Regions from separate parts of the Homo sapiens genome. Here region 2 is linked to region 1. The links are chromatin contacts, found by Hi-C or POLR2A ChIA-PET in ENCODE. All regions are on one chromosome and are shown on one strand. The core of a region is the stretch at or near the end of the contact, and the rest is flanking DNA. Distances in the headings are between cores, read along the strand shown.

Region 1 (3,594 bases), core at 289-2,788:
ACACCTATTGCAAAGGGCATCTCAGCTTTAAGGACTCAGTCACCTCCTGAGCAAGATGGAGGGAGAACTGGGGAGGGGTCCCATGGGGACTGTAATTCTCTCTAGGTTGTATATTTTTAAAAGACTTCAGCAGTGTGATAAACCTGGGTGGTGTGTACATGGGTATTACAGTCATGTTGCTTAATGACAGGGACAGGTTGTGAGAAATGCATCCTTAGGTGATTTCATCATTGTGTGAAAGTCATAGAGTACACTTAAACCCAGATGGTAGAGCCTGCTGCACACCGAGGCTCTGCGGTGCAGCCTGTTGCTCCAAGGCACGCACCTGTACAGCGTGTTACTGTACTGAACGGCGTAGGCCCCTGTGACACAATGGTAAGTATTTGTGCGTCTAAACATACCAAAACATATAGTAGAAAAGGTTACAGCAAAAATACAGTATTATCATCTTATGGGACCATGATACCACAGTTGAACTTATGGTCTATTGTTGACCAAAATGTCACTGTGCAGTGTGTGACTATACAGAAATAAGCTCAGAGAAATTAAGTAACTTGGCTGGGCGCAGTGGCTCACGCCTGTAATCCCAACACTTTGGGAGGCTGAGGCAGGCGGATCACCCGAGGTCAGGAGTTCAAGACCAGTCTGGCCAACATGGCAAAACCCCATCTCTACTAAAGAATACAAAACATTAGCTGGGAGTGGTGGCAGGTGCCTGTAATCCCAGCTACTCTACTCAGGAGGCTGAGGCAGGGAGAATTGCTTGAACCCAGGAGGCAGAGGTTGCAGTGAGCAGAGATCATGCCACTGTACTCTAGCTTGGGCGACAGGGTGAGACTCCATCTCAAAAAAAAGTTGGGGCGTGGTGGCTCATGCCTGTAATCCCAGCACTTTGGGAGGCTGAGGCGGGCGGATCACTTGAGGTCAGGAGTTAAAGACCAGCCTGGTCAACATGGTGAAACCCCATCTCTACTGAAAATACAAAAATTAGCCAAGCATGGTGGTACACACCTGTAATGCCTGGGCAACAGAGCAAGATTCCGTCTCAAAAAAAAAAAAAAAAAAAGTAAGTAACCTGCCACGGTTCATACAGCCAGAAAGACACAGAGCCGGGCCTGGACCCCGCCTCTCAGCTTGCTCTAGAGGGCTATTCTCTGCATGCTGGCATGATCGCGCCTTGTAAAAGGTGGCAGTGTTCTCAGCTTAGTCAATCAGGAATTGCAAGAGGCAAGTGAGCCCCTGAGGACTCTGGGGGGCCTTTGTGACCGAGCAGCTTTGGGAGTGACCCTGACAGACCTTTACAGGTGGTGCAAGTTTTGACTCCCTTTCTCCTGGCGCGTTAAGCAGAGGATAAGCGCTGTGGAAGGAGTGAAGGTGTAGGGAGATCATGGCCCCCAGAGCAGTGGGGAAGGGGACAGGGAGGCTGGAGGAGAGCAAGGAAAAGGCTCCGTGTCAGGTGGCGCCTTGAGTGGCCTGGGTAGGTTGTCTTGCAGTGAACCCGGGTTAATGGCCTTGACAATGACCGCATTGTTTCCTGAGCACTGCAGGCTGCCCACACACCTCACACCTCGGCTTGCCTAAGCCCAGAGCAGCCTTGTGAGGTCGTTGTTATGTTTATTTAAGGAAGGAGGAAAGGAGGCAGGTCCCAGGACATCCTGACGTGCTGGAGATCACCAGCCCAGAACCCAGCTCTTAACCCCACAATGTGGGACCTTTCTTCACCCATCACAGACACACCCCATGCTGGTTCACCGTTTTCCTATAATGACTATTTGTGCTATTTATTAGAAAAATCTTTTCCTTATGGATTTGAAAAGATTTATCTTGCTTTTGTTTTTCTTTTTTGCCTTTCTTTTTTAAGGCAGGCAGGCTCCCGCAGCCCCACCCCCAGGGTGAAAAATATAGTTCATTGTCTAGTAAAAGAGTTCAGAGATACACTTTTTTCTTTGGGTAAGATATACTCTAGAGCTTGTTCTGAAATATGGAATTTGTGTGAGCTGCGGGAGTGGGTGGGTGTGTGGCTCTAGCTCTGGAAAGTTCTTTCCTGGCAGTGGCCAGGAGGGCTGCCCAGCCCCCTCCTGCCTCCTCTGGCAGCTTAAACACAGGACCCCTTATTCTGTGCTCTCTCCTGACCCCTGGTCCTCATGCAGGAGGGAACCCTGCTCTTCTAGGGTCCTTTTCTAAAAGTAGTGTCTTTTAGGTCATTGTCAAGAACTATAATCTAAAATGTATTTTTAACTCATCTGGAAATTCTGACAGAGGTAAGGCTTGAGAATTTCCTGCATACTAGCCTTGTGGTCTATATAATCCATTAAAAGCCACATTTAACCCAATTCCACAGACTGAACTGTGCTTCCCATCTAAATAAATTAAAAGCAGGCCGGGCACGGTGGTCACGTGTGTAATCCCAGCACTTTGGGAGGTCGAGGCGGGTGGATCACCTGAGGTCAGGAGTTCGAGACCAACCTGGCCAACATGGTGGAACCTCATCTCTACTAAAAATAAAAAAAATTAGCTGGGCGTGGAGGCGTGCACCTCTTAAGCTTAAGGACATATTTCTTATGATCCAATTAATGTAAAATATTTTATTTTTTATTTATTTTTTGAGACAGAGTTTCACTCTTGCTGCCCAGGCTGGAGTGCAGTGGTGCGATCTTGGCCTGTAATCCCGGCTACTCAGGAGGCTGAGGCAGGACAGTCGCTTGAATCCAGGAGGCGGAGGTTGCAGTGAGCCAAGATCACACCACTGCACTCCAGCCTGGGCAACAGAGTGAGACTCTGTCTTTAAATAAATAAATAAATAAATAGCGAGGGTTCAGGGCAGGAGAAAAAGGGTTCCAAATTTGTTCTGAACCAATTCCAAGGAACTTTATGGCACAAAGAAAAAAAAGGGGAACTTACAAAAAGTGACCACACTGAAGCGTCCTGGTCACCCATCCCTGGTTTTGACCACCAGCCTTTAAAGTGGCAAGCGGGTGATAACCCATTTCTTATTTCCCCCTCAGCATTTCCTCACTGTTATTCATACATGTGGTCATTTGTACTCATCTCACAATTGTTAAAACCTCTTTCCTCCCTTCCAGGTTTTACTGAACTGTTACTGCGAAGTCTGAGAGATGAGGTCATTTAAGATTATTTCTTATTTGTAAATTAGATCGTTCATATTTGTACCTAATCTGATCTTTTGGGTAATATTCCTAGTTATGTAGACTGGTCTCTCAGAAGAGCCGGATATTAAATGCAGTACTTTAAACTTTACACCCAGGAGACCGGATGGGTGAGGCTGGTTCACTCGGCCAAAGTACCATTTTATCTCTGCTTTTTCTTCCCGGCTTTATTGCCATAATTGACATACAATAAACTGCATGTATTTAAAGTGTACAATCTGTTGGGTGTACACACACACGCATCTGTGAAACCATCATCACACTCAAAATAGTGATGTAGAAATTTTGCTCCTTAGTTCGACTAAATCTGGGTTCTTGTGTCATGACCAGGAAAAATTAGGCACGTGGACACGTTGAAGGGTGAGGAGAGCAGTATTGGGCGAAAAGGAAAAAAGAAAAAAACTCTCAGCAAAGCTAGAGGGGATCC
Region 2 (3,316 bases), core at 518-3,017, 79 kb after region 1:
CACAAGGGAGTGACAGCTGCTCCTGTGCCCGGCTCTGTGTGGCACTTCATGTGTGTCTGCTTGCATCCACACAGCTCTGCCCACGTGATGTCCAACTCCTTGTTGCCCAGATGAGGGGCCCAAGGCTCAGAGGCCAAGGCTAGAGCCTGCCTAAGACCACATGGCTCAGAGATGGCAGAGCCGGATTCTACCCAGGCTACCTGGCAATGGCTGTCCTTTCAGCTGCCTGCTCCAGGCCCTGCCTCCCAACATCCTGGCTGGGGTTCTTCCCCCAGTAGTTGCCCTAGTCGGCCTGCAGCATCCTCTCTGGGAGACAGCATTGGGGCCCAAGGGTCGCTGCGCTCTCTGAAGACTGCTCTGATTACAGAATCCGAGACTTGAGGCTTGAGTGATGTGTTCTTTGCTTTAACTCTGAGTCAGGGCAGGTGGGGGACCCGAGTGGCTTTCTGACAGTCTTGGTTCCATGGCCTGGGTGACCAGACAGCACCATCCAGGGGTCAGCTGTAGGAAAGTCCCTTGGAGACCATGGTAGCTGGGCCCTCCTGTGGGTGGCATCCATCTGGGCACCTGAGAGCTCCTGGGACATTTGGAGAAGCTCTGGACAAGGGTAGCTGTGGCAAACCAGATGTGGCAAGTCCCCCGCACTGAGGGTGGCCAAAAAAACATGCAAGCCCATGCCTTGCAAGGAGCAAGAAGTGGTGGATAGGGTCCCCTCCCTTCTCCATTGCTCCCCTTTCGCCTCCTGTCCCTTGTGTTGCAGGCACCAACTCTTTGTCTTCAACACCAGCACCCCACAGACAACTACTGGGCAGGAAAAGCAGGCTGTGATGGGGCCAGGAGTGGTAACACATGGGCTCTGTGTCTGCAGCCCCAGGCTGGTGAGGGTAGGAGGAGCCAGGGCAGGAGCAGGCAGGCGGCAGGCACAGGCACAGCCACAGAGCTTGGGGACCTGGAGCTCCATCCAAGTGGCTCAATGGGTGGAGGCTTAGGGAGGAGGCGGCAAGCCAGGGCTCCAGGAGCCAGGGCTGTAGAGGGGCAGGTGAGGACTGGATTCTGCTGGGCCTTGTAGCCTGGGAATGCAGTTTGGACTCCTTCCCACGGAACCATGGGAGGGCTCCAAGAGAGGGAAGATGCCAGTCAGCTCATCAGAGCTGGTGACAGCCACCACCCTTCACTCCTGCCATTCGTGAAAGCAGCATGCTTAGCAGGGTCCCGTCTCGGGGCCCCACGCCCGCCCTGCTTAGACTGTGCCCAAGTGTCCTGTACTCAGAGCCCCTGCCCAGGGGTGCCCACGGTCCCCTACAGACACACTTTCTTTCCCTCTGTTCCCACATGGAGTGGGCTGGGCCCACAAAAGCTGAGTGGTGGGCAGGGAGGCAGGGCTTGCTGGGGCCGACCTCCTGCCAAAAGCCTCACAGGAGGTGCTGGGCCAGGGCAGAAGAGCTTGGGGCTTCTGGACCCCTATGAAAGGCGTGGGGAGACTGAGGCAGTGGGGCTGGCGGGAACTCATGATTTGGCATGGGGGACCTGGGCACAGGCCAGGCAATGGGGCTTCTGTGAGCCTCAGTTTACTGCTCCATTTTCTAAGCTCTGACTGTGGCTGAGTAGATGCTTAGCAAACATGAGCTGAACACATAAATAGAAGAAAGAAACGGCTAGGAGGGGAGGATCATTCCATGAGTCCTGCCTGCCTCGCTGGTCGCTGTCAAGCTCACAGGTCATGGGAGCGGCTGTTGTCATGAACTGTGATAACCTCAGAGCCAGCTGTTTCTGCACCCAGAAAGCCACGTGTCCTCACATATATGGTAGTGGGAAGAGGCAGTCACAGCCACTGGAGGACTTGATAGTTCACACCACGTTCACATGGGCAGTAACCACTTCTCTAAGAGAAAGGCAGCATCCGTGGCCTTCCAGGCAGGCGGCAGCTGAGGCCCAGAGAGGGCGGGTATGTTTTGCAAGCACCTCAGCTGTATGCAGAATGCTGTGGGCTTGGGTCTGAGCCCTGGCTTTAGAAAGATCCTGCTGCTGTCCAGCTGGGTGAAGTCGCATAGCCTCCCTAAGACTCAGCTTCCTCATCTGTGAACTGGGCAGTGAGACCCATGAGCTGGTGTGCCCGGGCAGGCAGGAAGTGGTGCTAATTGTCAGTGTTTTGAGTCAGAGCCCCGCCCCCCCACTTGCTCCACCCCGTTCAGCCCAGGCCCCTCTTGCCCCTTAGAGACCTGCCGTCGCCTGCCCCGGCAGCCTGACTGATCTGCTTTATCTGGAATCCTCTTCCCCGCACCCTGCGTAGGCTTTATCTATTAACCCGACAGACGCATGGTCGGTGCACACCGTCGCTCACATCCACGAGATGAAAGCAGAGATCAAGGATGGGTTGGAATTCATGCAGCACTCAGAGACCTTCTGGAAGGTATGATGCTTGTCAATGGGTCACCTCCCTGGGAAATTCAGTGCATCCCCTTGAGTCAGGCCAAGGCTTTATGGACAAGAGTTACAGGGCATGGCTTAATTCTCGGGGTTCCCTCTCCTCCTCCACCTGCACCTGCCTCAGGTGTTTGGCTGCTGAGCAGAATGCAATCAAGATTCCAGTCCCCACCCCAGGCCCATACCTTGCCCTAGGGACTCCACTGAGGGTCCAGCCCAGACTTCTCTGTCCTTACAGGGCCTGGTCAGGAGGAGCGAGCAGCCTCTTCAAAGCACATGAGCTGCACCATGACGGGGACCCTCTGTGGGATGTGGAAACGCAGAGGAAGCATTAAACTCAACTGGGCTTGGGGGGACAGTGGCTAGGGAAGGCATCCTGGAGGGGGCAACCTCTGAGTTGGCTACTGAAGGATGAGCAGGTGTGTGCCACACAGAGGGGGAAGATGGAGGGCATCCTAGCCCGTCACTAGCTTGAGCAAGGCCTCCAAGGCCTACAGTGGCCTGTGAGGGAGAGGAGAGCTGCTTACTTTGGTGTCCTAGAGCCCAGGTACAAGGCGGACATGGGCTGTGCAGGAGGCCTTGTCAGTCCCTCTTTCCAGGGGAGGCAAGGTGGTGTCCAGGCAGAGGCAGAAACGCCTGCAGAGGCCTCAGGGAAGGAAAGGCTAGCACCATGGTGGAGGTGGGCCCTCTGGACAGACGGGGCTGCATCAGGTGAGCCTATTGGGCTCAAGGGAGATGGGGCCTCCCCTGGGACAGGGACACAGCGTCGCTCACTCAGCGTTTACTGAATACCTGCTTTGTATTTGGGGCAGCAAGAAATCAGGGAAGGGTGTGCACTTGGCTCCCAAGCAGGGGCCATGCAGTCTGAGCCTTGCTGCGGAGGATCCTCGGG

Evidence for each region. Hi-C counts contacts between places; a loop is a spot of excess contacts on that map. ChIA-PET counts read pairs that join two places held with the same protein, here RNA polymerase II (POLR2A). Pooled maps may share reads with other maps.
Region 2: a pooled map shows a loop between it and region 1 (2.8-fold over the local background). The contact joins two enhancer-like sites. A Hi-C loop is called at or near these places in 1 of 168 maps with a recorded cell type or tissue (tibial artery) and 2 of 50 pooled maps. POLR2A ChIA-PET finds 5 or more read pairs at or near these places in 4 of 52 experiments (Caco-2, HepG2, activated CD4-positive, alpha-beta T cell and 1 more).

Annotation. Positions count from the first base shown.
Region 1 is chr22:46,200,078-46,203,671 of GRCh38, forward strand. The region is part of intron 4 of PPARA (peroxisome proliferator activated receptor alpha); the gene reads left to right. Among named protein-coding and RNA genes, the nearest start is that of CDPF1, 48 kb to the right of the region's middle. RefSeq lists enhancers at 736-1,340, 1,341-1,945. Within about 2 kb of position 1,539, at least 3 of the 41 ENCODE cell types and tissues checked have a DNase peak (open chromatin) inside an H3K27ac peak, as active enhancers do.
Region 2 is chr22:46,279,309-46,282,624 of GRCh38, forward strand. TTC38 (tetratricopeptide repeat domain 38) reads left to right here. Exons shown (of 14, transcript NM_017931.4): 7 at 2,291-2,410. Among named protein-coding and RNA genes, the nearest start is that of TTC38, 13 kb to the left of the region's middle. Within about 2 kb of position 1,768, at least 5 of the 41 ENCODE cell types and tissues checked have a DNase peak (open chromatin) inside an H3K27ac peak, as active enhancers do.